2 separate regions of the Homo sapiens genome follow, and region 2 is linked to region 1. A link is an interaction called in ENCODE POLR2A ChIA-PET data of the cell type or tissue named here. Cell type or tissue: K562. All regions are shown on one strand. Links, peaks and the distances in the headings refer to the core of each region. The heading gives the core; the rest is flanking DNA. Region 1 overlaps FGF18 (fibroblast growth factor 18). Region 2 has its middle 120 kb from the start of FGF18.

What was found. ChIA-PET counts read pairs that join two places held together with the same protein. Peaks named below come from ENCODE experiments on the same cell type or tissue, not always from the same donor. Only the 100,000 strongest peaks of a DNase experiment are listed, where the experiment ranks them.
Region 2: POLR2A ChIA-PET joins it to region 1 with 7 read pairs; 2 of 35 experiments call an interaction of 5 or more read pairs at or near these places.

The regions. Positions count from the first base shown.
Region 1 is chr5:171,423,117-171,438,045 of GRCh38, forward strand. It overlaps FGF18 (fibroblast growth factor 18), which reads left to right. Exons shown (of 5, transcript NM_003862.3): 3 at 12,977-13,157. Among named protein-coding and RNA genes, the nearest start is that of FGF18, 11 kb to the left of the region's middle. RefSeq lists enhancers at 11,123-11,658, 14,070-14,578. In K562, for the core only: no CTCF peak of the experiment used is centred there; no DNase peak of the experiment used is centred there; H3K27me3 peaks cover 2,459 bases.
Region 2 is chr5:171,530,682-171,545,610 of GRCh38, forward strand. No RefSeq gene overlaps it. Among named protein-coding and RNA genes, the nearest start is that of FGF18, 120 kb to the left of the region's middle. In K562, for the core only: no CTCF peak of the experiment used is centred there; DNase peaks (open chromatin) are centred at 4,040 and 7,440; H3K27me3 peaks cover 3,898 bases.

The DNA of each region.
Region 1 (14,929 bases), core at 2,946-10,945:
AATGGGTCCCTGCCCCCAGCTACGTTTCCATGAGCACATTCAGTGCCAGACACTGTCCTGCCCACCCCCAAAGTGGTGAGCCCGCCCTCACCCGCTGGCCACCCTGGGAAGTGGGAAGCTGGGAATTTAATAAAATCCCTTCATCCCTTCTCCACACGACTCAGGACACCGTAGATAGCTCAAATTGGAAGAATTTTAAAAATTTCCGTGGGGAGCAAACGGCGTGACCAGTAAATTGCTTTTCTGCACTTGGCTGAGCTCTGACAATGACACCGGGCTGGGCCTTTCACGCAGCTCGGCCGGCACCTGCCTGACATTGTTCCTGCCGCCAGGCTCGGCTAGGTCCTGGCCTTCCCCAGACAGACCAGGCATGAGGCGGGCCAGGCTCGGCGGGGTGGGGGGGCATCCCCTGGCCTCTTGTCCCTCCTGCCAGCCCCTTAGCCCCTTGTCCCTCCTGCAGCGCCACTTCCTCTCTCACCACAAGAAGTGTTCAAGTTTGGAAGTTTCCTTCCACGCCCCCTCTCGGCCTGACCACCCCCACACCCAGCCTCCTCAGTGAGGTTTAGACCCTTTCTTTAAGCTGGTTAGGATGGGGAAGCTGGAGACAGTGTCCTTTGGTGCAAAAAGAGGATGGGATGCTCTGTTAGTGGATGGCACTTTTTTTTTTTTTTTTTTTTTTTTGTGCTCTGTCACCCAGGCTGGAGTGCAGTGGCGTGATCTTGGCTAACTGCAACCTCTGTCTCCTGGGTTCAAGTCACTCTCCTCAGCCTCCCAAGTAGCTGGGATTACAGGTACACACCACCATGCTGGGCTAATTTTTGTATTTTTAGTAGAGACAGGGTTTCACCATGTTGGCCAGGCTGGTCTCGAACTCCTGACCTCAGGTGATCTGCCTGCCTTGGCCTCCCAAAGTGCTGGGATTACAGGTGTGAGCCATCCACCTGGCCTTTTAATTTCCTAAAGCAACATCATCCATCCATCCACAGTCAGGTATTCATTCAGCACATACTTGCTGGGAGCCTGCTTCTTGCTGCCTTGGGAATAAGGTCTAGTCAGTCCCTGGCCTCCAAGAGCTCCCAGTTTAAAGGGAGAAAGTGCCAGATGAACAGAGCCTTGTCTATTCTGCCCCCTCCTCTCCCAGCACTGTGAAGTGGAGTGAGGCAGGCACATACATCTTCCTCCCGTTTAGCAGGGGAAGAAACTGAGTCCCAGGAGCAGTGATTTGCATGAAGGAAAAAGATGGTACTTGTAGAAATTCTAAAGTGTCCCTTACATTGGGAAGCTGGTTCACTTCTTTCAACCATTCTACAGGGAGGCCAAGAGAGGGTAATAATTCTGTTTCACAGATGGAGAAACCGAGGCACAGAATGAGGAAGGGATTTGTTCAGACCCAAGATGCTGGATTCAAGATCTTGTATTCTTTCTACCATAGCAGATGGACCTTCTTCTCAAAGAATCCTGAAATTATTCAGAAGAATATTGGTGGGCCCATGGAGTCCTTAGAGACATGCTAGGGATCTGCAGTGAGATTCTCTTTGGATTCTGGTATAAGGGGGATGTTGAGAGCCCAGGTAGGCGTCTCTGGGCTTGAGGGTGTCTGACTTGGAGTCTGCAGGTCCTGATCCTCCTGGAATGTGTTGATCTGAGAGGGTCCCAGAGTTAGAGGGGGGTACTTGGGGGCTGGGGCCCAGAGGATTCAGCACTCCTCTTCCAGCCTATCCCCAGCAGAGGGGGAAGGGGGAGGGGGAGGGGAGGGGGCGGGGCTCCCCATCAGCATTCCTGAAGCTTGGGAGTGTCACCCGCTCTGAGATAAGGAGGTGGATTTTTAGAATTTCTTGTGGTTGGCACGGCCAGTGTCAGCAGGCTTGGGGCAGCCCATCGGTCACAGATGCAGCCTCCACCCTGCCCTGGGCAGCTCCAAGGACGCACTGGACCCCCAAAGGGAGACTAGAGGGGTAATGGGAAGAGACTTCCATTTTCTGCAGGGCCTTTTGGTTCTGACCTAGTCCTCTAGCAGGAGACTTGTGGGTGTGGAAAATTGGGGTGCAGTCACATCAAGCCATCAAAAACAACAACAATATTCATAGTGACCACCAGGTATAGTGCACTCACTACATGCCAAGTGCTTTTTTTGTTACTGTTGTTGAGTTGGAGTCTCACTCTGTTGCCCAGGCTGGAGTGCAATGGTGCGATCTCGGCTAACTGCAACCTCTGCCTCCCAGGTTCAAGCAGTCCTCCTGCCTCAGCCTGCATGCCACCATGTCTGGGTAATTTTTGTATTTTTAGTAGAGATGGAGTTTCACCATGTTGGCCAGGCTGGTCTTGAACTCCTGACCTCAGGTGATCCACCCGCCTCGGACTCCCAAAGTGCTGGGATTACTGGCATGAGCCACTGCACCTGGCCGCCATGTGCTTTTTTTTTTTTTTTTTTTGAGATGGAGTCTCGCCCTGTTGCCCAGGCTGGAGTGCAGTGGCGTGATCTCGGTTCACTGTAAGCTCTGCCTGCCGGGTTCACGCCATTCTCCTGCTTCAGCCTCCCGAGTAGCTGGGACTACAGGCACGAGCCACCATGCCCGGCTAATTTTTTGTATTTTTAGTAGAGATGGGGTTTCACTGTGTTTGCTAGGATGGTCTCGGTCTCCTGACCTCGTGATCTGCTTGCCTCGGCCTCCCAAAGTGCTGGGATTACTGGCATGAGCCACTGCGCCTGGCCAGCCATGTGCTTTTGCACATTATCCAGGTCAAGCCTCACAACCAGCCTGGAACTAGGGAATTCTACAGAGGAAGAACAAGAGAGGCACCGGTGCATAAAGTAACCTGCGTTTGGTCACATAGCAAGAGAGAGGCAGAGCTGGATTCAGCTCTGTGTCTGTCCGGCTCTAGGACTCAAGCTTACTTGTATGAGGGCTCTGGAGTGTGGCTCTGCTTTCTCTTTGCTGTGTGACCTCGGGCAAGTTACTTAACTCCCCTGGGTCTCAGCTTCTGCATGTGTACAATGGGAAAAAACAACCAAAGAAATCATCCCTACTGCCTCAGGTAGTTGTGGAGGGACAGTGCATCACCCAAACTCTTGTTTGTAGTCCAGACCCTGCTCCTATGCCTCTTACTCTAGGAGGGTTCCCTTGCCCCCTGCCCGCCCCCATCAGATATAGAGTCCTTCCCCAGGGCTGCTGCCTTGTCGTCACTGTGGGAGGGGAGGTGTTGATTTCTCCTTTCTGTGGGTAAGGGCTGCTCTGAGGAACCTCTGTATGCTCCTAGCTTTTGCTGTGTTGGCTCTTCTCTAACTCATAAGACCCCATGGCAGTGCATGGAGGGGAGGGCTGGCCTTAGAAGGGGCTTGGGCCTGCTGTCAGCACTGTGGGCCTGAGCATGGGGATTTATTCTGAAACTGCAGCAGGTCAGGAGGCCCCGTGGGCTTTGGTCCGGCTTGCTAGCAGTGTGTTTGCTCTGACGTCTCAGTGGCAAAAGGCCTCAGGCCATTCAAAATGCTGTTGTGCCAAGGATGGGGCCAAAGACAAGCCCCCTGTGGGCCACAGAGTGGAATCCCTGAATACCTGGGTTCCAATCCTGGCTCTGTCCTGGGCTCACTGACCTCTCTCTCTGAGCTTTGATTTACCCGCCTGGGTATCAGTGAGGCGAGGTCAGTGGCTTCTGTGATGCTTGAATGCATAGGCTTTGGCGTAGGGGAAACCTAGGTTGAATCCTGGCTGTGCTTCTTGGCAGCTGCTCTGCAAATATTCCTTAACCTTCAATTTTCTGCACCTCAGTTTCCCCATCTGTAAAATGGGATCATGAGAAATACCTACTTCTGGCCGGGCGTGGTGGCTCACGCCTATAATCCCAGCACTTTGGGAGGCCGATACAGGCAGATCACTTGAGGTCAGGAGTTTGAGACCAGCCTGGCCAACATGGTGAAACCCCGCCCCTACTAAAAATAGAAAAAATTAGCCGGGCATAGTGGGTGCCTGTGATCCCAGCTACTCAGAAAGCTGAGACAGGAGAATCGCTTGAACCTGGGAGACGGAGGTTGCGGTGAGCCAAGATCACGCCACTGCACTCCAGCCTGGGCAAGAGCGACGCTCCATCTGGGAAAAAAAAAAAAAAAGAGAAATACCTACTTCTTAAGGGTTATTGTGAGAACTAAGTGGGATATTGCACACAGAGTAGCTAGCACAATGGCAAAACACTCGATGAGTAATTTAGTAAAAGTAATTGTTCAATCAATTATATTGTCTGTGTTAGGTACGTAACATGCTGTGGGGTGCTAGGGAAAGCTAGAAAGGACGTGTTCCTTGGATCAGTGACATCAGGCCTCCTCCAGTCTGAGTTGGGAGCACAGGCTTTGGACTTAGGTCTGGATTTAATTGCCACTCTACCACTCAAGACTGTGTGGCCTTGGGCGAGGCCCTTAACCTCTCTGAGTCTCCACTTCCTCCCCATGGGCAAAATAAGGATGCTCATCCCACTCCCCTGGCCTGTTGGTAGGAGTAATTGATGACTAGCTATGTAGTAGGCACTCAAATATAGTGTTGCTCGTCATCAACAATCCACAAACATTTATGGGACGCTTGCTGCATACCTGGCCCTGGACTGGTTTTGAGGGGAATGAAGAAGGTATCCAAGGCTTTTCCTTCCAAGTGTTCCCCATGAAGAGATGGCACGTACTTCGAGAAGCTCTGTTTCCCCCGATCCCCATCCCACCTTCTGCCTTGGAATCGCATAGCGCTTGGCCACTGTCTTTGATCCAGGGCGCTCTGCGGGGCTCACAGGGATGGGTGGGTTCTGGGCCCAGCACGCTTCAGTTGGCCGTGTGACCGAGTGATTGACTGGCCTCTCTGTGGCTTATCATTCCTGTAGGCATCAGGACAGAACCTCCCTCCTGGGGTTGCTGAAAGGGTGAGTTCCCCCTGCCCGGGGGAGGCACTTGGCATAGCGCCTGGCTCATGATAAGTGTTAAGTAAATGTGAGCTGCGTATCTGCATTCAACTCTGGGGTGTCTCAAGGCCGGATTGTCCACCAGCCCACGGGTTCCTGGAAGTCAAAGGGAGGTCTGACCCCTGCTGCAGGCACCATGGCACCTGGCACAGACCTGGCATGCTGGAGGAATGTTGGGTCAGTGAGTGGAGGTTTGAGGGAGAGGTTCTCTGGGGACCGGGATCCAGACTGAATCCCCCCACCCACTCATCTGTGCCAGGGGCTGGGGCACAGAGAGGGCCAGCACCTATCCCAGCCATTGGAAACTTGAGAGAAACTGGGAGTATGTGCTGGGGAGCAAGAGCTCAAGGGTGCAGCAGGTACTCTGCTGACAGGCCTTGAACCAGACTCTGGGGCAAGAGGGTCTGGCCTGGGTAGATGTTTCACGTAGACCTTGAAATAAGAGCAAACCGGGTGAAGAGGACACTGTGAGCCTCTGCGTGCGTGCATGTGTCTATGCGCATATATGGAAGAGCCTTGCAGGCATATGGAACGGTGCTACTGGAAGCAGGGATCAGCCTGGTGGACTCACAGAGCTCCAAGCTGACTGGGGTGGCTGGCGCATCCATTCCCAGGAATGGGGATGATGGAAAAGACCGTGGTGGGCTTTGAATGCTGGAATAAAGGGCTTGTTACCTCATGGGCATGGATGGCCATTCTCCCTACCCAGGGGCTTTAGGGAGCTGGAATTGAAACAGGGATCAGTGGGAAGAGGAAAGGGAGAGAGAGAACAGGCCATGGGTCTTTACGGCTCCAGGGTTGGCTGCCTGCAGCAGCGGTGCCCATATTGATGATCTGTACCATGAAGGCTGATGTATGGGGAGAGGGAGGCCGACCCTCGGGCCCAACCCCCCATCCTGCAGTGCCCCCCTCCCCTGCTGATGGCTCAACCCTGCCAATCAATACATTGATAGCCCTGGGAGCATAATGGACAGTCTGGGGGGTGGGGAAGGGCCCTTTGCGGCGTCACTGTCTGTCCTGGCTGAGTTGGTGTGCGGAGTGTCACAGGAAAGAGGCCAGAAGCCCGGGGTTGAGGAGGTGGGGGCACCCATCAGAGCCACACTCAGATTCAGGGTGGGCCCGGCCTTCCTCCTCCCCTTTCCATCCATGGGAAACTCATGGGCTTCAGATCCAGAGATGGGTTCAGATCGTGGCTCTTTCAGTTTCTGTTCAATTTGGGCCAGTCCCGTGGCCTCTCTGTGTCTTCCTTTGTCACCTGGAACACAGGGATAGTAATAGTTTCAGCTGCTCAGGTTGTGTGAGGAGCGGACATGGGCCCTGGCATGGGGGCAAGTGCCCAGCCAGTGGGAGCCAACGTGAGCTTCACTCTCAATGACAGTAATCCAGAGAGCGTCCCTTGGGCCAGAGTCCAGGAAGAGTTAGGGGAGCTGCGTTTTCAGGTGGAGAGAGTGGCTGACTTTATCGGGAACCCCCACTGGAGAGGAGTGAAGGTCTCCAGTTTGAATCCAGAGTTTGGAGAAGCTCTGAAAGCCTTGGCTGGCCCGATGCTGCTGCTGCTGGAGGAGCCAGGTGGTGTGGAATGTGGCTGGAAGTCTGGGGGCTGCCCCTCCTGGGACCAGGGAGACCCTCCCTTTCTGGGCAGGTTGCCTGGAGACAGGAGCATGGGTTTCATGAAGCCTCAAGGATCAGAGGATGAGGCCTGGGCGGGAGAGGCCGTGGGGCTGCATCCCTGTCTCTTGGGTGGGGGCAGAAAGCTCAAGGGCCCCAGCTTTTTGTGGACAATATTCCAACCTCCTTACCCCCAAACTATGGCCTGTGGCCTGAACCAGTTGTCGTCCTGGAAAAGTAGAAAGGAGGTGGGTGAGGAAGAGGAGGGAGAACAGTGGCAGGCGAGGGCAAAGCAGGAGAGAGCCTGGGCTGGATTTGCATCTTGATTTCTCACCAATTCTGTGACATAGAACAAGTGATGTAACCTCTCTGAGCCTCAGTTTCCCTCTCTGTAAAATGGGAATAATAATCGTACCAGGCTGAGCGCGGTGGCTCACGCCTGTAATCCCAGCACTTTGGGAGGCCGAGGCGGGTGGATCATGAGGTCAGGAGTTCAAGACCAGCCTGGCCAAGATGGTGAAATCCCGTCTCTACTAAAAACTATAAAAATTCACTGGGCGCGGTGGCAGGCGCCTGTAATCCCAGCTACTCCAGAGGCTGAGGCGGGAGAATCACATGAACCCAGGTGGCGGAGATTGCAGTGAGCCAAGATCACGCCATTGCACTCCAGCCTGGGCAACAGAGTAAGACTGTGTCTCAAAAAAAAAAAAAAAAAAATTGTACCAACTCATAGGGTTTGTTCTGGGCATTACATAGGAAGACATCCCTCAAGAGATTCCTAGCACAGAGGAAGTGCTCAACACACAATGCCTGATTAAGAAACAAAACTAAACTAAAGAAAAAAGAGGGCCGGGCGCGGTGGCTCACGCCTGTAATCCCAGCACTTTGGGAGGCCGAGGCGGGTGGATCATGAGGTCAGGAGATCGAGACCATCCTGGCTAACAAGGTGAAACCCCGTCTCTACTAAAAATACAAAAAATTAGCCGGGCGCGGTGGCGGGCGCCTGTAGTCCCAGCTACTCGGGAGGCTGAGGCAGGAGAATGGCGTGAACCCGGGAAGCGGAGCTTGCAGTGAGCCGAGATTGCGCCACTGCAGTCCGTAGTCCGGCCTGGGCGACAGAGCAAGACTCCGTCTCAAAAAAAAAAAAAAAAAAAAAAGAAAAAAGAGTAATGATTGTTACTAATATAATCTTTTTCTGAGATAAATATTATCAACAGTCCCCATTTTGCTGATGGGAAAACTGAGAGCTAAAGAAGTCGAATAAGTGGGTTGACTGGGGGTGAAGCCAGGTGACAGCTAAGGTCAGCCAGTGCTGGTTCCTGTGTGAGTGTTGCGTGTGTGGTGTGTGTACATAGGTGATGTGTGATGTGACGCACATTTGTGGAAGGTGGAAATGGGGGCCAGGAAGAAAGAGGAAAATCCCAAACATGCTTTTCAGCCATGAGTGGGCTGGAGAGGCTAAAATCTTCAAGCCAGAGGGAGTGATGGAGGCTGCTGGATGCTCTGGTGTGAGGTGGTACCTTGGTTGATCTCTGGAAGCTGGTACTAGGCTGGGGGCTCACCTCAACCTCTTTTCATCACGTGGAAGGTTCTTACCAAGGTGCCTAAGAGGGGAAGCTTGCAAGGTAGACAGGGCTCAATTGTAAGGATGACACTTGGCTGTTGTCCTGGGTAATAGGGAGCCTGGGCAGGGACATGGCATCACATTTTGTGTTAAGAGCTGCACCGGGAGAGGATGAGACCGAAGGCAGAAGGTGGGTGGGCTCTGTGCCACTGAGCCCCATGATTGTCCCCAGGGCCGGGGGACCTTGGAAGGCTTGGGGGAGGGATTTGAGCCTCTTGGGGCCTCGTTGCCTCTGTGTAGTTGCTGCATTGGTAGAGTGAAGATTTCTACCAGAACTGAAGCCCTCAAGGCAGGGGAAGCAGGGGCTGGGGACAGTTGGGATCTTAGGCTGAAGGGGACCCTAGGCCACCATGCTGTGAGAAAAGCTGCTTCCACCCAAAAGATAATCCATGTGCATGGCGTGGCAGGAAAGGTGGAGTGACAAAAGGCACCTTGTTTCCGTAGAAGACTTCCTTTATGCACCAACCCTTCTCTCCTTTCGAGAGTTGCAGCAGACTGGGCGCGGTGGCTCACACCTGTAATCCCAGCACTTTGGGAGGCCGAGGTGGGCAGATCACCTGAGGTCAGGAGTTCAAGACCAGCCTGGCCAACCCTGTCTCTACCAAAAATACAAAAATTAGCCGGTGTGGTGGTGGGCACCTGTAATCCCAGCTACTCGGGGAGGCTGAGGCACGAGAATCACTTGAACCGGGGAGGCGGAGGTTGCAGTGAGCCGAGATCGCGCCACTGCACTCCAGTCTGGGTGACAGAGTGAGACTCAGTCTCAAAAAAGAAAAAAGAGTTGCAGCAATTTGATTTTCTTCAAACCGCAGCTTTTCAACACCCCTGATCATTGGATGCCTGGAGGGGTGTTAGCCAGGCCGACAGCAAAATTGACTGTTCTGGGAAGACCTTGAAGATAGGCCCCCCTTGCAGGGCACCGAGCCAAGTGACCTGCCACGCAGCTAGTAGGACAGGAGAAGTGGATGTTCCCGAGGCAGCCCCGCTATGCATGTGCTCTGGCAGCAGACCTTGAAATGGGCTTTAACTGGTGCTCACCTCCACGGGTCGCTGAGGTGCCATGTCTGGGGGTCATTTTCTTCTTCTTCTTCTTCTTTTTTATAAAAATTATATTTACTTATTTATTCATTTATTTATTTATTTCAGACAGATTCTCACTCTATCACCCAGGCTGGAGTGCAGTGGTGCAATCTCGGCTCATGGCAACCTCTGCCTCCCAGTTTCAAGTGATTCTCCGGCCTCAGCCTCCTGAGTAGCTGGGATTACAGGCATGCACCACCACACCTGGCTAATTTTTGTATTTTCAGTAGAGACAGGGTTTCAGTATGTTAAGATGGTCTTGAACTCCTGGCCTCAAGCTGGTCTTGAACTCCTGGCCTCAAGCGATCCGCCCACCTCGGCCTTCCAAAGTGCTGAGCCACTGCGACCAGCCTAGGGGTCTTCTTAGCAGAGTGTCTGGAACAGGGGAATGCTGGGTAGTCAGTTGCCTTAACACATCCCTCTGTGGGGCACTCTGGTTGGTAAGTGGGAGGGCTGATGTTGGCCTCCAGATTTCCCTCACTTTTGGCCGCCGCCTTTTGGCATGCGTTTGCTGGTTGCCTTCTGAGGGCAGAGGTGAGATTCAGGGATGAACCAGTCACACTGGACTTGGGACAATAAGCCATTGCAGTAGAGTGTTCGGGGGCCCTCACCCAGCCTGGGAGGTGGGGCTAGGAAAGGCTTCGGGGTAGGACGTGTCACACCCTCCAGAGGTCTTGCCTGGGAAGCCCGGGGTGCTTCCTGCCTTTCCAGGAGAACAGACCTTGTTTCCGAGCCAGAGGCCACCAGAGGCCACCCCCGCCACCTCCCTGGGGGCTGATCTGGCCACAGAATGGGGCTTCAATGGTGGGAGCTGGGCAAGATGGATTGTTCCCTCCCGCATCCTGGGGAAGTGCCACCCGATAGCCCCTGCTGACCCTGGGTCACCCACACTGCCTCTGTCCAGTGGGCCAGGGAGAAAATCATTAATGGGAGGCCGGCTTCTGGGGCAGGGCAGCTCCCCTTGGGGACCTGGGGGAAGGAGATTGGTTTGACCTCTGGTCGATAAGGTCTCCTGTGAGCAGGAGGAGAGTAGAAGGACAGGGAGGGGACGCCAGAGGCCTGCCCTTGGGGGAGGGGACAGGGCCAGCCACCTCCGGAAGTCATTCCAGGAAGGTCAAAGGCCATGGGTGGGGAGTCTTCCGGACAAATGCCCACCAGGTGTGGGCCTCAGGAGCACTGGAGTTCTTCTGTCCCTGAGCAGCAGGATGTGGAAGGAGGCGGGACCCAGGTATCAGACCCGGGCTGTGAGTGGTGACTGTGTGTGGCTGCTGAGGGCTGGGGGAAGTGAAGAGGAGGCACACATGGTGGGCCAGCAGGCCAGGCCCTGCCTCACTGGGCTGTGTGGTTTGGAGCAATGGACTTAACTTTTCTGGGCCTTAGTGTCTCCATCCATTCAATGAGGGTGATAAGCGTTCTCATGGTGCAAGGTTGTCAGGACTATCAAAAGCAATAGCATCTTCCCAGATATAAATCTGGTTTGCAGGGCTTCACCTAGGGCCCCATAAAGGGTTCCCTTGTGTTCTATCACTAGTTACCCCTACTGAGCCAGGCACTGCTCTGAGCACTTAATATATTGCTTTATATGTTTAACCTTTGCAGCCACTCATGAGGAGGGTGCTGTTATCATCACCCTATTTTATAGGTGAGGAAACAGGCACTAGAGTTTAATAACTTGCATAAGGTCCCTTAGCTAGAGAGTGGCACATCCTGGGTTTTGAACCCAGGGCCAGCTCCTGACAGCACTGGTGGGGCAGGCAGGGCCCCGCAAGGCAGTGGCCTGGGGCTGCCCGCAGGGGTGGGGCACAGGAAACACAGTCTTTAGGGTCACAAGGCCTGGGGTTAATTCTGCATTACTGCTCTGGGGCCTTGTCAGTGGAGCTGACAGTTTCCTCATCCATAATGTGGGATGATGCTTCCACCCTGAGGACAATCATGAAGGTTCAACAATGTGGTCCTGCTGACATACCTGTGGGCCCAGTCCAGGATCGGGAGATACATGCAGGTCAGCTTGGGGACAGAGATCCTGCTGTAGCAAATGAAGGAAACACATCCCTGCCCTTGGGAGCTCACAGCTGAGAGGTGAGACAGATGTTTGGGCAGCCAGGGTCCCAAGAGCTCTGCCATGGGCTGAGTGGGGGCGTGCCAGCGTGGGAATGGGGGTCCCTTGTGCCTAGCATTGTGATAGACTTTGTGGGCACACAGGGAACAAACCCAGAATGCTGTCTGGGCTTCAGGAATGGCTCAGCCTTGTGGTTGACATGGGATAGGACATGCATACAACCAGCAGGGTGTAGGGGACCCTGCTCCAATGGTAAATGGCACAGCAGGACTCCAGGTCTTTTCAACATTTGTTTATGTATCCATTCAAGAAGCGTTTGAGTTTCTACCGTGTTAGGTGCTGCGGATATAGTGGCAAATGAGAGACACTGCTCCAGCTTTCTCTCCCTTTTTTTTTTTTTTTTGATGGTGCTGCCAGTCTACTGGGGCCAAAAGACAAAACCCAGATAAGTGCTGGAAAGAAGCGCAAAGCATGGTTGAGGGGAGGGAGAGTGTCAGAGCTGGAGGTGGCTTCAGAAAGGGGTCCAGGAAGGCCTGCTTGAGGAGGTGACATTTGAGCAGAGACCCGAGTGAGCTCAAGGGGTTAGAATGTAAGGATCTGAGAAAGAGCATCAAAGCAGAGGGAAGAAGAAGTGCAAAGGCCCTGGGGCAGGAGTGTGTTTTGATTTTGGAATGCCCAGAGCCATGCCAAGGTGGCCAGTGGCCAGCGTGGCTGGTGGGGAGGGAGTGGTGGGAGAGGAAGGTGGGAAAGCAGTCAGGGGCTCACCTTGTAGGGCCTTGAGGCCTTGGAGGAATCCTTCACTGAAGTGTGATGGGAAGCCCCGGAGAGTGTGGAGAGGGGATTGGGTTTGGTAGAAGAGAGACTACCAGGGGGCGAGAGTGGAAGCAGAAGGCCAGTGAGGAGGCAGGTGCAAGTTGTCCCAATGAGAAGGGAAGGAAGATGAGCACGATATGTGTTGGTATAACCAGGGAAGGCTTCCTGGAGGATGTGGACAGGCACAAGCTAAGCCTCAAGGGAACTGAAGTTTTGGTGGCAGATGCAAAACAAAGGCTTCTCCTAGAGGAGCTCAGGATGTGGGCAAATGCTTGGTGTGGGAGCCAGCATGAGGACACTTGGGGTGTGGGGAGGAGACCCCAGCATCAGCTGCAGGGGGAGAAGTCACAGCGGACTTGGCCTGTTGGTTCCCTGGATGAGGCTTTCCAGGCCTCCTTCTTTCCCCATGGACCCAGCGTTCCATCCCCTCTCGTTCCTCACCCATCTCCACGTGGATTGGAGTACTTTTCTTCCCGTTTGCTCACTTAGTCCTCACAGCTACCCTGGGATGGAATCAGGGTAGGAGCTCTGCCCCACCATTTTACCGAGAATCGTTCTTGCTTTAATATGTGGCTGTGGTGGAAAGAGAAGCTTTGTTGTCGCATAGACCTAGGCCTGATTCTTAGCTTTGCCACTTTCTGGCTGGGCCACCTTGGGCAACTTGCCTCGCCTCTCAGAGCCCCGGTTGCCTTGTCTTTGAATGGGGGTAGTGAGGGGGTGGTTATCAGTGTGTGCCACGGCCTGGCTCAGAGCCGGTGTAGAGAAGCCCTTGGTCTTTGTGGTGGACGTGGCTGGCTCCTGCATGCAGTGGGCCTGGGACATCTGGGGTGGCTTACTGTGTCCTTTTCCCTGCCCAGGTGCTGGTTGCCGAGGAGAACGTGGACTTCCGCATCCACGTGGAGAACCAGACGCGGGCTCGGGACGATGTGAGCCGTAAGCAGCTGCGGCTGTACCAGCTCTACAGCCGGACCAGTGGGAAACACATCCAGGTCCTGGGCCGCAGGATCAGTGCCCGCGGCGAGGATGGGGACAAGTATGGTATGTGCCAACCCTCTCCTCCTACTCCGTGTACCCGTGTACATGTCCTTCCTGGCCTCAGAGACCTCAAGTTCAAATGCCAGCCTTGCTGCTCCTGGCTGTGTGATCTTGGACCTGGCACTGACCCTTTCTGGGTCTGTTTCCTGATCTATAAAATGGGGATGCAATAGTGAATCCTTGAGAGCATTGTCAGGAGTACTAACTGAAGATGTGAATGAAAAGTTCTTTGGCCGGTAAATGCCCCATAAGTCGCATTTGCTGTGGTATCAGTGGCTTGCCTGGGATGGCCTAAAGCAGGTGGCTGTTCCCATGCCACCACTCACCAGCCCCAGGTTCAGCCACTTCAAGGGGCAGGAGCCTCGAGGTGATGCTTTTAGGAAGCTGCTGGTGGTGAAAATCAGCCTAGTGTGTGTGTTATGTGCGCGTGTGCATATGGGTGCTTTGAGCTTGAGCCTGTGCACCTGTGATATGTGGCACTCATTAACACCTTGGGCCATGGTCCTGTTGACCTGCCCTTGACCCTGGAACTGCCCAACCCTCCTGGAGTACTTGGGAACTCACCCCGCTCCCCTGCCTATGCTGCCTCTGCAATGGCTGGGAGGAGTGAGACATCCCAAGCCCCTGGTCCACAAAGGTGCTCAGCAGTGAGTGAAACAGGCAGCGCTCCGCCTTCCCAGAGCTTGGAGGGCCTCTGGCCTAGACAGACACTGAGCAAATACCACGCAGATTATTTATTTAAAATTGCCAGGCCGGAAAAGCGGAGACTGCTGCGAGGCCTCCTGGTCCTTGCCACTCACTGGGAAAGCACCTGCCCCCACCCATTCCTGCCTTCTCAGGCCCAGGTTCTAGGAGATGGCCCAGGCCCCAGCCTTGGGCCTGGGGATCTGGGGCCGTGGTCCTGTGTGTGGGGCCAAACCTGCCAGCCTGAGCGTTTTTGGGACGATGCCCCGCCTGCCTGCCAACCCTGCCCGTTGCAGTCAGGACGTGACAACAAGACAAATAATTTCTTGGACCTTTTATCTTGGACACCATTTATTTTCCCTCAGCCCCGGGGCAGGACTGACCTCATGGTAGGGCCCAAGCGTGGCAGCTGCACCGTCACTGGGGGCTGGGCCAGGCCAGGCCAGGCTGGGCAGGGCTGAGCCATGCTGGGCTTGTGCACCTCCGGGCCAGCTGCCTCCCTTCTCCCAGGCATCACTCTTTACCGCCTCCGTTCCCCTCCCACTCTCTTTCCCCTTCTTCCTTTCGCAGCTTTTCCCCGTTCCCCGTTTTGTTTTTGTCCACCTCTCTGTCCCCCTCCCCACCAGCTCTGTCTCCCTCCTTCGGACCACAGCTTCCCTCCTCCCCACCTCTCCCAGGCCCTCTGCTGGCTGCCTCTATGGGGCCTCCCATCCCTCGTGGCCCCCTCCACAGACGCCTGGCTGTGCTAGGCTGACCCAGGTGGTGGTTTTCCCTCGGATCTGCTGTCCAGTGGCTGCCAGAAGGGGCAGCTGGCTGGCCGTGGCAGGAGGAGGTGCCCTTCTGGGGAGTCCCAGAGCTCTCATTGGCCCCTCCAGGCTGGGAGAGTACAGGGGGGTCAGACTCTGGTCTGAACCATCTGTCCACGCCCTGAGACAGGAGGCGGGAGCTCGAGAGGGAGGGGAGCCTGGAAATGGCCGGCCCCTCACCCCAGAAGTCACTTGCCCTCTCATTCCCTCTGCCTGAACTGGGAACTCAGGGAATCTTTCCTGCTGTGTGACCTCAGACAAGCACTTTGCCTTCTCTGGGCCTTG
Region 2 (14,929 bases), core at 3,806-11,805, 110 kb after region 1:
GACCTATTTTCCTGGTCTGTTTCTGTCCCTGTCCTAAACTCTGGGACAGCAAGGCCCAGTGCTGCCTTGTCTGTGGGTACATCTCCAGCACCCAGCACAGTGCTTGGCATAGAGTAGGTGCTCAATAAATGCCTGATGATTGAAGGAAGCCATGGTAGATGTACTGGAGAACTCAAGACCTGCCTGAGTGCAGAGTTGGATCAAATAACCCATGTTGGACCCTTGCTACTTGGGGTCTAGCATTCAGGGTGCAAACTTTATCTAAAAGCAATTCATCAAGGGAAAGTAGACAAGAATACATGTAACCTCTACACTTTTAACACTTGCTATCTTATTATTGATTCATTAGGATAATAATGAAGCACTTGCCCAGCTCCAGCAGAGAGGAGCTGCTTAATTAATAGAGAAGTGGGGTCAGATGTGGTGGCTCACACCTGTCATCCCAGTGCTTCAAGAGGCCAAGGTGAGAGGATAGCTTGAGCCCAGGAGTCCAAGGCTGCAGTGAGCTACGATTGCACCACTGCACTCCAGCCTGGGCTACAGAGTGAGACCCTGTCTCTAAAGAAAAATAAAATACAAATTAATAAAAAGAGAAGTCGTAATGAGCAGAGACTCCTGGTTATGACCTAGGAAGGTGGCATGCCTATTTTACAGATGAGGAGACTGAGCCTGTGGGAAAGGAAGACGTGCCTTACAGAGCGCATCCAGCCAGCCAAGGAAGGAGTGGAGATTTAAACTCCCAAGGCTGGTTCTCTTTTGCCTGAGGACAGCGGCCTCCATTGACCCATCCCCAAATTCACAGAGAAATTTTTACGTACCAAATTTATATTTCTTTTGAGATAAGAATATTTCAATCCCCTTGAGACCCTTGAGATTTTTAAAATCCACTTTTCAAGTATCCTTTTCTATTTTGCCCACTTTTCAATATTTCTAGATTAAACAAAAAAGCCCAGGTCAGGAAGATCAGATGCTTTTATCTTACTTGGGCATTTCTATTAAGTATCAAGTTGATGGTGCTTCGTATGTTTCATTAGATTTCTCTATTTTGTGCTTTTTTTTTTTTTTTCCTTCTTTTTCTTCTGTTTGGGTGTGCTGACATTTGTGCACTGTGTGAATTTGTTCCATGCTAACAGAGTGAGCCAGAACTGCTTTCAGGGGAAGGAAGACAGGGTGGGGCAGACAGGTCGGGCGTGTACTTGGCTTCATTGCACTTTATTATTTATGATATAGAGATTGCAGACATCTTTGTTCTTTTCTGTCTGTTAAAAGTATAGCTTACTTACTTTTTTCTCATTATAAGGAATTAAAGAAACTGGATAATAAGATGAATATGAAGAAAACCCTTAAATCACTGATGTTCCAATCACATTAATTTTTTTACATTTTGAGTTATTTCTTTCTTGTCTTTTTTACTCTATTTAATTTTGATTATTACAGAGTATGGATTCCACTACATAGGCAGTTTTTTCTTCCTGATTTTTCTTCATTTAATATTAGGTGATAAGCATTTTATGTGTTTTTGTTTGAATTTATTAATATATCTTTTACATATCACTGTAGATCTTTATAATATTATTTTAAGTGAATTAATAGGTTGACATCTCCCCAATCATCCCAATATTACTGAAGATTAAAGTTGTTTCAGTTTTTAAACTATTCTAAATAAAATTTAATTTTTTAAAAAAATATTGCTTTCCTAAGATAGATGCTCAGAAGTAGAATTACTGAGCCAAAGGTCTTGAATACTCTTAACAAATTCTGTTATACATTGTTAATTTCCTATATATATATATTCACATGTCCACATGTAAATATTGAGAATGCCTGTATGACTCCATCCTCATCAGCGTGGGCTGTTATATACTTTTAAACTTTAAAACTGTTGTTAATTTGACAACAGAGAATTGACATCTTCTTGTTTTAATTTATATTTCTTTGATTGCTGGTGAAGTTGAATTCCCTGTTTTTTAAAAAATAAGTTAAATCCAGATTTTTTTTCCTTTCCAACTTTTATTTTATGCCAAGGTGTACATGTGCAGGTTGGGTATATCATGGGTAAACTGCACGTCACGGGGGTTTGGCGTACAGATAATTTTGTCACCTAGGTAATTGGCATAGCCTCTGATAGGTAGTTTTTCTTTCTTTCTTTTTTTTGAGATGGAGTTTCGCTCTTGTTGCCCAGGCTGGAGTGCAATGGCGCTATCTCAGCTCATGGCAACCTCTGCCTCTCGGGTTCAAGTGATTCTCCTGCCTCAGCCTCTCAAGTTGCTGGGATTACAGGTATGCACCACCAAGTCTGGCTAATTTTGTATTTTTAGTAGAGACAAGGTTTCTCCATGTTGGTCAGGCTGGTTTCGAATTCTTGACCTCAGGAGATTCGCCCACCTTGACCTCCCAAAGTGCTGGGATTACAGGTGTGAGCCACCGTGCCTGGCCTCTGATAGGTAGTTTTTCAATCCTTACCATCCTCCCATCCTTCACCTTCAAGTAGGCCTCAGTGTCTATTGTTCCCTTTTTTGTGTCCATGTGGACTCAATATTTAGCTCCCACTTACAATTCATGTGAGAGCTTGTGGTATTTGGGTTTCTGTTCTCGCATTAATTCGATTAGGATAATGGCCTCCAGCTGTATCCATGTTGCTGCAAAGGACATGATCTCCTTTTTTATGGCTGCATAGTGTTTCATGGTATATATGTACCACATTTTCTTTATCTGGTTCACTATTGATGTCGGTGTTGGTTCCATGTCTTTGATACTGTCAATAGTGCTATGATGAACATACGTGTGAATGTATCTGTGGTACAATGATTTATATTTCTTTGGGTATGTACCCAGTATGAGATTGCTGGGAAGAATGGTAGTTCTATTTTGAATTCTTTGAGAAATCTCCAGACTGCTTTCTACAATGGCTGAACTAATTTACATTCTTACCAGCAATATATAAGTGTTGCTTCCTCTCTACAATCTCGTCAGCATCTGTTATTTTTGACTTTTTATTAATAATAATAGTCATTCTGACTGGTGTGAGATGGTATCTTATTGTTAAATCCCGGTTTTTTTGTGACATAATAATTTATATCCTTTGCCCACTTATTTTTTGATTTTGTGTCTTTCTTAACTAATTTGCCCTTGATAAAGATTTTAGCCCTTTAGTCATTTTTGGTAGAATTTATTGTTTTTTTTCCCCCCAAACTGTGGGTCTTGTCATGTTCATTTTGGCTTTTTTTTTTTTTTTTCATGTACAGATATATTTATTTGCTTTCTCTCTTGTCATTTCCTCAGATGTATCTAAGCTTAAACCGTCACTGCCTTTCAGTGGTGGATGGAGCCCCCTTTTTAAGCTGTGGGTGCTAGCCTACACTAGCCATTCAAAGGTTTGGGACAGCATTGGTATGTGGCCTGAGGGCTGGTTGTGACCACACACACACACCCTGAGTCACCAACGCCTGGGAGACTCCACCTTCTCCCCACTCTTCCCCACCTTTGGCTTCCCACGTCTGAGCGAGGTGTCTTATCTATAACAAAACCTTTTGACAAATGCCACAGCATGTCAAAGTCATTGCTGTGAAACTTCATGACAGGCTCCTTTGAACATCCAGATCAGTCATCTTCCTCCCACGTTGAGCATTCAGTACTCTCAAACGAGTGTCATAGATATGTGTGGCGTCACTGCCTCTTTCAGAAGCCATGGTGTGTAAAGGCTTAGCACCCAGGGAAAAGCACCTGCCATTGACACTCGGGCTTGGGAAATAGAAATATCCTTTCTTCCCTCCCCTTCTCCTTTTCTCCCTCTTCCTCTTTTTCCTTTGATGAATCTTGACTTAGCCTCCCAGGCTGCTGACAGTGGCACGGAGTTGACTTCTGCTCAAATGATAAGTGGGTGCCATGATCCCCAAATCGGGCACTTGATGTGAGGAGCCAAGGCAAGGAACAAAAAAGTCCTCGGAGACAGCCCCCAGCTGTGTCCATCGCCCCCAGCTGTCTCAGTGCTTAATCAATAATCCCCAGCACCTGTCAATCAGCAGTGACCAGGGACCTTCAGTGTCCTAATACTGGACACGGTGACTCAGCATTTTGGCTTTCAAAGACCTGCCCCATTTCTCTTTCCCCAAACCTGGTCCTACTGAGTGGGGTTGGCTTCCCTGCACGCAGTTCCCCTTGGCATGCAATCTTGGCTCTTTTAGTCTTTATGTTTTCTCTGTTCTTTTTGTTTATTTCAACTAATCATATGAAATAGAAGATATTTTACTGTTTTTGATCTATCAAAATGGCAATTTCATGTGGTTTAACTTAATATTTTCAGAAATTGTATAAGGGATACAGGAGTATCATAAAAAATAAGGACGACATAAACAAAGAATATACACAAATGTTATCACTGTTAAATTTTTTTTGTATAAACCTCTGTTTTTATGTGATACATTCACATGTAACTGTACACAGAGATTTTATAGAAATGGAATCTAACTACCTGTATAAAATTACCTTGTTAATTAGCAATATATTGTGAATGACTTTCCATGTCAATAGACATGCTTCTTTAACATCATTTTCAGTGTTTATTCTATTGTATGGTTGTACCATAATTAAGCATGACCAGTAATTCAGAAGATTCAGGACTGTGGGGGCAGGAGAAGGATGGGGAATGTGGTCAGAGGGGTAGGGGGCCAAGGTGGTGTAGGGTTACTAAAGCCAAGGCCGGAAAGACTTTTAAGATGCTTTATATTGTAAAGGGCCCTGGAATATTTGAATAAATGGGAAGGAGCCTCCAGCTCTGGAGAGGGGGACACTGGCAGCCAGAGAAAAGGTTGGAAGTCATATTCACTTATTCACTCATTCAAAAGATATTTATTGAACTTTTACTGTGTGCCAGACATTTTAATGGGGGTACTGCAGTGACTGAGACGGACACAGCTCCTACTTTCAAGGAGCTTATTTCATAGTGGGGGGAGACAGACTATAAACAAATGCAATAATTGCATATTAAGAAAAGTGTCAGGAAGGAAAATGAACAAGGAGTGTGATGAAGCTTCAGGAGGCACTGGAACAGGGGATGGTAAATCTTGGATAGGGTGATCGGGTACAGCAGCTCTGAGAAGGCGAGATTTGAGCTGAGACCTGAGTGAGTCAGGGGAAGAAGGTTCTGGGCAGAGGGACCATTGAGTACAACAGCTAAGTCAACTCAGTAAATGCAACCCCAGGTTTGAAACATTTTATTCATTCATGTCTTCACCCAACAGACTTGCAGTTGAGCTCCTCCTCTGTTTCAGATAGGAATGAGGAAATCAGATGTTACTCCTCCCTCAAGGAAGAGAGGCATCCATTCGCTTCGTTTATTCACTCATTCATTCATTCATTCAAATACTTTCTGAGTACCCATTATGTGCCAATCCTTAACCATTAATAAGGAAATGAAGATGAGTAAGAATTAGTTCTTTTCTTCCAGGGCATTTGGGGGAAAAAACAAGGAGGGTGAGCAGAACAGCTCAGAGAGAAGAGATGGTCCGCCCAGGATCATGATAGGACTAGAGGAAGGTGTCCTGTTCCCCAGCCAGAGTTTCCAGCCATGTTTCCTGTGACCCCAACCCTCCTACGTCAGTCCTTTTTCAACCCAAGGTTTATGCACACAGCTTCCCCCAGCCCACACCTGGAAAAAGCATTAGACATTTATATCATTGCAGGCCCTAAGATGAAGTCTATAAATGGTTCTGGTTGCAGTTCTCTCATGTTCACTGGATGTCATAAAATTGGCTCAGTGCAAACAGGGAGCCATTCCCTTTAACAGCTGGGTGTTAATGACTACACTGAGAGCAGTGGAGCTGTGTCCGGGTATCCCCCAAACAGCAACCAGAAGCCCTTGTCCAGTTGGTTGCAATTGTTATGGGGCCATCAGTCAGTGAGTGTGGAGTATCATTCATACCGAGGTAACCAGGCGGAGCCCAGCAGGAAGTGTGTAATTGGCCAGCGGAAGATTCAGGAATGTGAGTAAAATGAGCTTCAAGGCATACGTCTTCACCTGTTATCACGGCACTATGGAAAGACCCTTGATTCGGAATATCTCAACTTGGATTTGAATCCTGCTTTTGCTTTTGTGTTTTTTTCTGTTTGTTTTGTTTTGTTTTGTTTTGAGACAGGGTCTCACTCTGTCGCACAGGCTGGAGTACAGTGGCGTGAACACAACTCACTGCAGCCTCTACCTCCCTAGCTCAAGCAATCCTCTCGCCTCAGCCTCCTGAGTATCTAGGACAACAGGCACATGCCACCATATCTGGCTAATTTTTTCATTTTTTGTAGAGGTGATCGGGTATGTTTTATGCCGTGTTGCCCAGGCTGGTCTCAAACTCCTGGGCTCAAGCAATTCTCCTGTCTTGGCCTTCCCAAATGCTAGGATTACAGGTGTGAGCCGCCAGGCCTGGCCGTAATTTTGCCTTTTGCATGCTGGGTGACCTTGGGCATTTGGCTTAACCCCTTGGAGCCTGTTTCATCATTTGTAGAATAGGCATGTGACAGACACTGTTCGTTGCCCACTGAATAGTTATTACCTCCATCTAACAGAGCCCTGAGTTCATCCATGTTGATGATGTCCTTACCCTGGGGATGTGTCATGTTTGGGCTAAGCCAGTAATTGTTTTAAAAGCGGACATGTAACCAAATTCTGACCAACAGGACATCTGGTTGGAGGTTTATGAAAAACATTTTGTCTCCCTTTATTTCCTGCCGTGAATTCATTTGTGCAAAAATGTGGTAGTCACAGCTGAAGAAATCATCATAGAGCAACGAAATGATGAGCTTATAAATTAAAGCCCATGCACTGGGAATGACACAGGGGAAGGAGAGAAAGATCCTGATGACAACACTGAACTGTTGCATCAAACTGGGACTCTTTGTTACAGGAAGTAATTAAGTCTTTGATCGTCTTCGGGTGTTCTGTTACTCACATCTGAAGCATCCCTAGCTGACATAAGGAATGATGATTACTTTCTACAGCTCCTGGGGGAATTAGATGGCATTGTGTGCACTGTGCTAGGTATTTCATCGTCACCCTCTTCCCTGATCCTTGTTGCATACAGTGTGACCTCTTACCCAGGGCTGGAGAAAGCCTCACCTCACTAGAAAAGAGTGACATGTTGGTAGTGGCATTTGCAAGACAGTTAGTGGCTTCTAGAAATACTCACAGGGGCATATTGTAGTAAAACATAATTCAGAATAATTGTCAACTGTGCAACCACCTGACCAGTCAGAACCCACCTAATTAACTGAACATTTATTAAATGGGTGTAAGTCCAGAGTGATTCTTTCAACAGAGTTTGTCCCACATGTGAGGGGACAATGAAGTTGGTTGTCTTCATTTATTCTGACACCTATCCCATCCGAGGTAGTTAGTCTAAATCAATTAATATGATTTCACTCACCTTGGTAGTGATTGGCTCAGGAGTGGTCATGTGGCCCAGTTCTGGCCAATGAGATATGAGGGGAATTTACTGTGGGCCTTTTGGGAGAGTTTCCTCTTTCCTAAGAGACAGCCACAGGAAGCAAGGATCTGCCACTTTGCCTTGATGTTGCAGTGTCTGGTGGAGACATCTGGAACCACTGTGGCCATGTTACTGCCAGGCTGAGGATGAAATTAACACTGAGACAGGGAGGATGGCTGGAAGGAGCCCACTCTGGTGGCAATGCTCAGTTACCGCAGTGCCAGTCCTGGAGCCTGACCTACCCATGGGGTTTCTAATACGTAAGCTAAATATTTACTTATGAGTTGGGGTTTTTGGTTTTTTGCTGAAAGCATCCTGTCTGATACTCTGAGTTTACTTAAGAGATTTTAGTTTATGCAAAGAAAATCCAGATGTATACCCAGTTTTACGGCACCAGGCTCTTGCAAGAAATGAGGCAGGGCTTTGGTAAGGAAGGTGGCACCATGCTTGTTTTTATGGATTGGCTAAGAGGCATCCCTGTGCCAAAGCTGGACAAGAGAGCTTGGCTCTGTTGAAGCTGCAGGGTGGTAAAGGAGCGGAGGTATCTCTACTGTATTAGTCTCCAGTGAAACAGAACCAATAGGCTACGTGTGTGTGTGTGTGCATACACATACGTGTGTATGTGCATGTGTGTGTGTGAAGAGAGATTTATTTTAAGGAATTGGCTCACTTGATTATGAAGGCTGGCAAGTTCAAAATCTGCAGGGTGGGCCAGCGTTTAGAGACCCAGATGAGAGCCAATGTTGCAGTTCCAGTCTGAAGACCATCTGCTGCAGAATTTACTCTTGCTTAAGGGTGGTCAGACTTCTTGTTCCATTCAGGTCTTCAGCTGACTGGGTGAAGCCCACTCATATTACAGAGGGCAATCTGCTTTACTCAAAAGACACTGATTTAAATGTTAATCTCAGAAACATCCAGAATAATGTTTGACCACATATCTGGGCACCATGGCCCAGCCAAATTGACACATAGCATTAACAATCACACTTGCCATAATGTTGTCATAGTGATGACAGTGAACTTGACAAGCACTCAGGAGATGGATGTGCAAAGATGCACTAGGTCAGTGTCCTTAGCAGAGTGAACTTGACAAGCACTCAGCACATGGATGTGCAAAGATGCACTAGGTCAGTGTCCTTAGCAGAGATCCAGGATTGATGACATCCCCCCCTGTCGTCCACAAGTCCAGAAACCTGTCCCCTATCACCACTCCGGGTCAGGGCTGTATATTTCTCCCCTGTCCGACAGCCATAACAGGCACCCTACTTCCAACCCCTTCCTTCTTCCAGCAGCCTTCACTCTGATTGTGCCCCAACAAGTGCCACTGCTCAAAAGCTTTTGATGACTTCCATGTGAAAATGGAATGGAGATGAGGCCTCTGAGCCTGACCCTGAGGTCCTTGGCATGCTGTCCTGTGTCTTCCCATGTGCAGCTTCCATTGCTCTTCCCCCCAAATCCTTCCTTCTACTGTCTGCTTTGCTCAGACTAGCGCATCTCAACCCTAGTTGCACATCAGAATCCCAGAGAACTTTAAAAAAATACAGATGCCTGGGCCCCACCCCAGACCAATTGAATCCCACTGTCTGGGAGTAGGGTGGGGGTCTGTGTTTGTTGTTTTTTTTTGAGATGGAGTCTCGCTCTGTCGCCCAGGCTTGAGTGCAGTGATGCGATCTCAGTTCACCCCAACCTCCACCTCCTGGGTTCTAGTGATTCTCGTGCCTCAGCCTCCCGAGTAGCTGGGACCACAGGACTGCACCACCACACCTGGCTAATTTTTGTATTTATAGTAGAGACAGGGTTTCATCATGTTAGCTAGGCTGGTCTCGAACTCCTGACCTCAAGTGATCCGCCCACCCCCCTGCTTCCCAAAGTGCTGGGATTACAGGCGTGAGCCACCATGCCCGGCCCAGGGGTATGTGTTCTTAAAAGCACCCCAGGTGCTCCTGAGGAACACTGCTCTAGACGGTCTTCTTCTTTCCCCCATCCTTCGTCCTTCCCTGAGGAAATACTTTTATTATTAAAGGACTTCTCACAGGCCCCTCCTCCAGGCTGTCTTCCCTGACCAAGCTCTTCTAAGTTATTATAACTCAGAGCCCTGTTGCCCGCTGCTCTGTTCTTAGCACCCTCAACTAATTCGGCATTGTATTTGGCTCTTGTGTGTCTTATACCCCACAAGTTCCTCTGTGCATCCTAATATGGACCATATTTTGTCACTGTGCACTCTGCCTCCTCTCCTAGGATGCTTAGTCAAGACTCCCTTCTTGTCTTTCTGATGGACTCCTCTTCAACCTTCAAAGCCTTGCTCGGACATCATTTCCCTAAGGACCCCTTCCATGAGCCTGCACTAGAGCCCAGAACCGACTCCCCTGTGCTGCCTCTGCCTGCTGCCAGTGCGTTCATTTGCTGCTGTGCCCCTCTCCCCCTGCAGGGTGAGTGTCGTGGGTGCTGAATCAATGCCAGTCAGATGGCTCTGCATTTGCCGTGTGTGACCACCATAACCATCTTTACCCACATCTCACCGAGTACTGACTCGTAGTAAGCATTTGAAGGTTTGCTGAAGATGAGAACATTAGACACTGGGAACTACTAGAGTGGGGATGGATGAAGGGCTGAAAAACTACTTATTGGGCACTGACCTGGGCGATGGGATCAACCATACCCCAAACCTCAGCCTCACGTAATATACCCAGGAAACAAACCTGCATAGGTAACCCTGAACCTAAAATAAAAGCTAAAATTAAAAAAAAAACAACCGGTTTGCCGAACCGAACTTGAGTAAGGAAGAAAGGGAGGAAAGGAGAAAGGAAAGAAGGAAGGAAGGAGGAAGGAATGAATTGAAAGAAAGAGGGAGAGGAAGGAAGGAGGGAGGGAGGGAAGAAAGAATTCAGAAAGAGAGAGAGTGAAAGGAAGGAGAATGAAGAAAGAAAAGAAGGAAAGAAAGGGGGAAGAAAGAAAAGAAGGAAAGAAAGAGGAAAGAAAGAAGGGAGAAAGGATGAAGGAATAGCAAAAAACCCGATTAGAGAGAGGTAGCTGAGTCTTTGGGGGTTGTTGTGAGAAGCGTGGCATAGAGGGAGAGACAGCCACAGAACACTTTTTAAGAAGCCTTTTTGAGTGTAAGTCTTTTTGAGTGTGTCTTTTTTTTTCCCCCACTAAGTACTCTCGGCCCAAATCCCCAAAAGAAAATAAGCGCTTGGAGATAAACACATCTTCTAGGGAAGTTTCTTTTCCCTCCCCAGGAACATTGCTGGGAAGGTTTCTAGAGAAGGGAAAATGGGTCCCAAATGGCTGAGTCATTCAACATACAACAAGCAAATGGTCAGGGCTGGCCGGGGAGGGAGTGCGGGTGGCACTCAGGTTGTCTCCATGGCCAGCCCACACGGCCCCGTCTCATGGCTGGAATGACAATTGTCACCACCGAGGTCCTTACTACTGTCCCTGCCCCAGGGCTGCTCGGTCTCAAGGGCCTCCTGGGATGCTCCCTGGGCCTTTGCTCCAAAGCTGCAGAGCCCAGCCACAGATGAACCGGATCCTTAGCCTGGCCAGGGCCTCGCCCCAAACTGGGAACGGAGCTACGTCCCAGCCTCTGTCCTGCTTGGCTGATGTGATTCCGCCTTCGCCCCCAAGTCTAGCCAGGCCCCGGTTGGAGCTGGAGCTGGGAAGAGAGATAGGGGAACATTCTAGGGAAAGAATCATAGGTGCAGGGCACTCTGAAAAGTTGGGATTGCTACCCTATTTTATGGATGAGGAAACTGAGGCTTATGGAGGACAAGAGACTCGCCAAAGATCACACAGACAGGAAGAGACAGGGCTGGAATCGGAGCCCTGGCCTGTTGGTCTCTTCAGCTGCCTTTTCCCTCTCTGCTGTAGGTCAGTATCTATGGAGGTGGAGGTCATACGCTTCTTTTTCTCCCAGGTGATGTTTGCCAAATCATTTTAAAGAAAAAAAAATAAGGCAAAAACAAGGAGAGTAGATATTTTGGGTCAGAAGATGACCTCTGATCTACTCAAACTGGGCTCAGATGCAGCAACCAAGAGGGCAAATGTCTTTTTCCCTTAAGAGTTGATAGGTATTGACTGAGCCTGGATCCTTGCTGGACTCTGCTGGGGACTTGGGAGACAGCCATGGATAGGACAGATGTGGGCCTTGCCTTCATCAACTCCATAGTCTAAGCCTGGCTACCATCTGACCCCAGTCAAGCTGGTACTTGGTAGTGTGGCACCCCGGGCCCTATAGTCCCATGTCACTTGACGTAATGTCTTGGGCTTTTGGTCCTAGGCAGGGCTGAATTGGGAAGGGATGGGGAAATTGAAAAGGAGGGGCAGATGGTTAACTAGCTGGGACATGCAGGGATGGGGTGACCTGGAGCTTTCATAAAAGAAAGGGGATGAGGGGAGGAGGGAATGTATATTTAGAAATAAAGAGTCTGACCAATTTAATGGAGAGAAGAAGGGAAAAAAATCCAAGTCCCCGCAGTAACCTGTTTGCAGGAGCTGCCTAATTTAGCAGTAAAGCATACACACTGGCCCTGGCATGGGCTGGTGGAAGGTATTTCCTCCCCAGCCTGGGTCAAGTTTCATTCATAGGTACTGTCTAAAATTAGACCCTCTGCTTTCATTCTGGTCCAAACTCCCTGCCTAGCGTAATATTTGGGAGAAACACTCCCATTAAAAGTGCGCCTTCCTCCCAACGGCCCCTGGCCTGGGAAGGGCTGGGTCCTGTCCTCGCTGGCGGCCGCTGCGGCTCATAAACCCGGGTCTAAATTCAAAGCATCCGCTCTGACTGGTGACCTCTGGCTCCTGAGCAAACCATGCCGCCTCTTCCAACTCACACCCAAGGCCTGGCCAGGTCACTGGGAGGGACCCATTTCACGCCTGTGACCTTCTGTCGAGGGGAGTGTGAGGGCAGCTCCTCCTCGAAGGGAAGAGGGGCCGGACACCCCTGGGGCCATGTGCTGGGGCCTCTTGTGGGGGCATGTCCTGCTGTCTTCTCTTCTGGGCTCAGAGAGCCTGCCAGCTAGACTGGCCTGTTTTATCTTTATTATTATTTTTCTCTAAATTAATGTAACATCAAAGAAAGACTCAGTGAGACGGGAATCAGCACCGTGTTCGGGCTGCTTTATTCATTTAATAGGCATTGACTGAGCTTCTTGTGTTTGAAGTCTTTTGGTGGTAACAGAAATGAGGACACTGTGGGAGCGCCCGGCCTCCTAGAGTCAGACTCCAGCCAGGGATGGGCTGGAACCCCAAACCAAACATGGTGGGAAGCCCCAGAAGTGTTTTCTCTTTATCTCTTGCCTCTACTTCTCTCCTAGCTGGGTTTTAACTCTTCTTTCATGGTCTGCGGGCCCTTCTGCTCCTCGGTCACCGCAGCAGAACGGGGATCTTGTTCCTATGGGCTCTGTTCCAACCATCTGTGCAGAGCTTGACTCTTCTTCCTGGGTTCCAGTTCCAAAGCCCCAGGGAAGGTTTCTAATGGGCTTAGCTTCTACCAGGTGCCTGCCTCTAGACGGCGCCAGGGGCGGGGCCATTTACTAGCATGACTATTCTGCTGGACTCGTGTGAATGGCATGAGGAAAAGAAGTGAAGGGGCAGTTTGAACACCATGCAGTCACTACTCAGCTAGGGGCCTGTGGAAACACAGCAAAGGATCTTAACTCAGGCTTGGCAGGTCAGGGAAGCTTCTTGGAAGACCTGGAAGGTAACCTCTGAGCTGGGTGAGTTGGCTTTAGTCAGGACCTGAGAAGGAAGGGTAGGGAAGGCTGTTCAAAGAACAGCCCAGGCGAAGACCTCAGGGCAAGATCCAGAACTGTGGGGTAGGAATCCCAGCAGCACTGCGTGCCTGCTGTGCCAACCTTGGGCAGGTCACTGCACTCTCTGGGCCTCGGTTTTCTCATGTGCAAATGGGAATCCTAACACTCTTCTGGAGTTATGAGGATTCAGTGAGATCACGCCTGTAGTAGTGGCTGGCACTGGCTGGGGGGCAGGGCGTGCATTGAATCTGTCAGCCCTGGGTGGAGACACCCTTTCTGGTCAAGTAGTATTCCATCAGCTGGTTCCTTTGCACCTTCAGGTCTCAGCTCAGACATCACAGGGACATCACCAGAGAAGCCCTCCCCGACCAGCCTTCAAAATGCACTTTCCTTTCAGATCCTAATATGCCATCTTGTTTCGGCCACAGGGTTTTTCTCAACATGCAGTGAGGGCTGGGGTGAACAATGAGAAGGAGTCTTAGGGGAGGTTAGCAGGGCCACTCAGAAGGCAGCGCCACAGCTGCCACAAGCATGCAGTTCAAAGGCTTCGGTGCTTGAGCCCCTTACCCAGACTGAAAGTATCCGGAAAACTGGGGTGGAGTCCTAACCACCCTGTTCCCCAAGACTGCTCCAACTGGGCTTTTGAAGTTGGGAAGGGAACTCTGTCCCTAGGCTGCCTGGGACGTTGAGTCCTAGGGCCCCAGTGGAGGCTCCTCACCCTCCCCACCTCACTGGTACTCAAATGGATGAGCTCCGCCTTGCAGAGTTGTAGACTGATGCTGAGAGAGACAAGAGCGGGGCTGGCCCAGGCGGCCACATCACCAGCCTTGGGGTCATGACTTAACATCATCAGTCCTGGCAGAAAGGCTGACCCCCCTCTTCCCATGGCCCACCACTTACCCCCTCCAGCCCGCACACAACTGATTCTGAAAGGAGGATGTGAGCACACATGTTTATTTGGAAGGTAATTCCAGAAAGTGCTGGCAAGGGGAACAGGGCTATGAGACAGAGAAGGGCTATGAGACAGAGAAGGGCAGGAGGTCAATATGGGGGTCGTTAGTGGTGTGGGTCTGGGAGTGGTGTGGAAAGTGTGCCTTTCAGGCTGCCCGCCAGGAAGTGGGAGCAAAGTGTTCCATGCCAGGCCCACGGCCATCGTTTGAGGGGCCCTGCAGGGGATGTTAGCTCCCCATACCTCTGGCTTGTCCTGTGTGTAGTTAGCTTTCAGATAGGTCATAAGAGCTTCACTTGGTCACCTCTGGGTCAACATGCAGGGTAATGGAGAGTGAGGAGGGTGTATGGACAGGGGCTTGTGGCAGCTGTGACCCTGCCCTCTGAGTGGCCCCGCTAACCTCCCCTAAGACTCCTTCTCATTGTTCACCCCACGCCTTACCCCAAGGACCGCCTCACTGATTCCTGAGCGCTGACTTTCTACTGGTCCATCAACCCCTGATGAGTTGCCCACCCTAACTCCACCAGGACTCTTCATGTCCCCACTTAACCTTCCGTTGGCTCCTGTTCTCTTAGCTCAGCTCCTGCCATCACCCCTGTACGGGGGCTTGGGGATGTGAGTGGGATTGGGCTAGACATCCTCGCCGGAACAGCGGGAGGGTGGGTCCATTTCCTGAGCATCTCCTCCTGGGAGCTTCCCTGGCCTGTAGAGTGAGTCATGTCCTCCGCCTCCCCCTACTGGGCCCCCTCCCCGTCTCA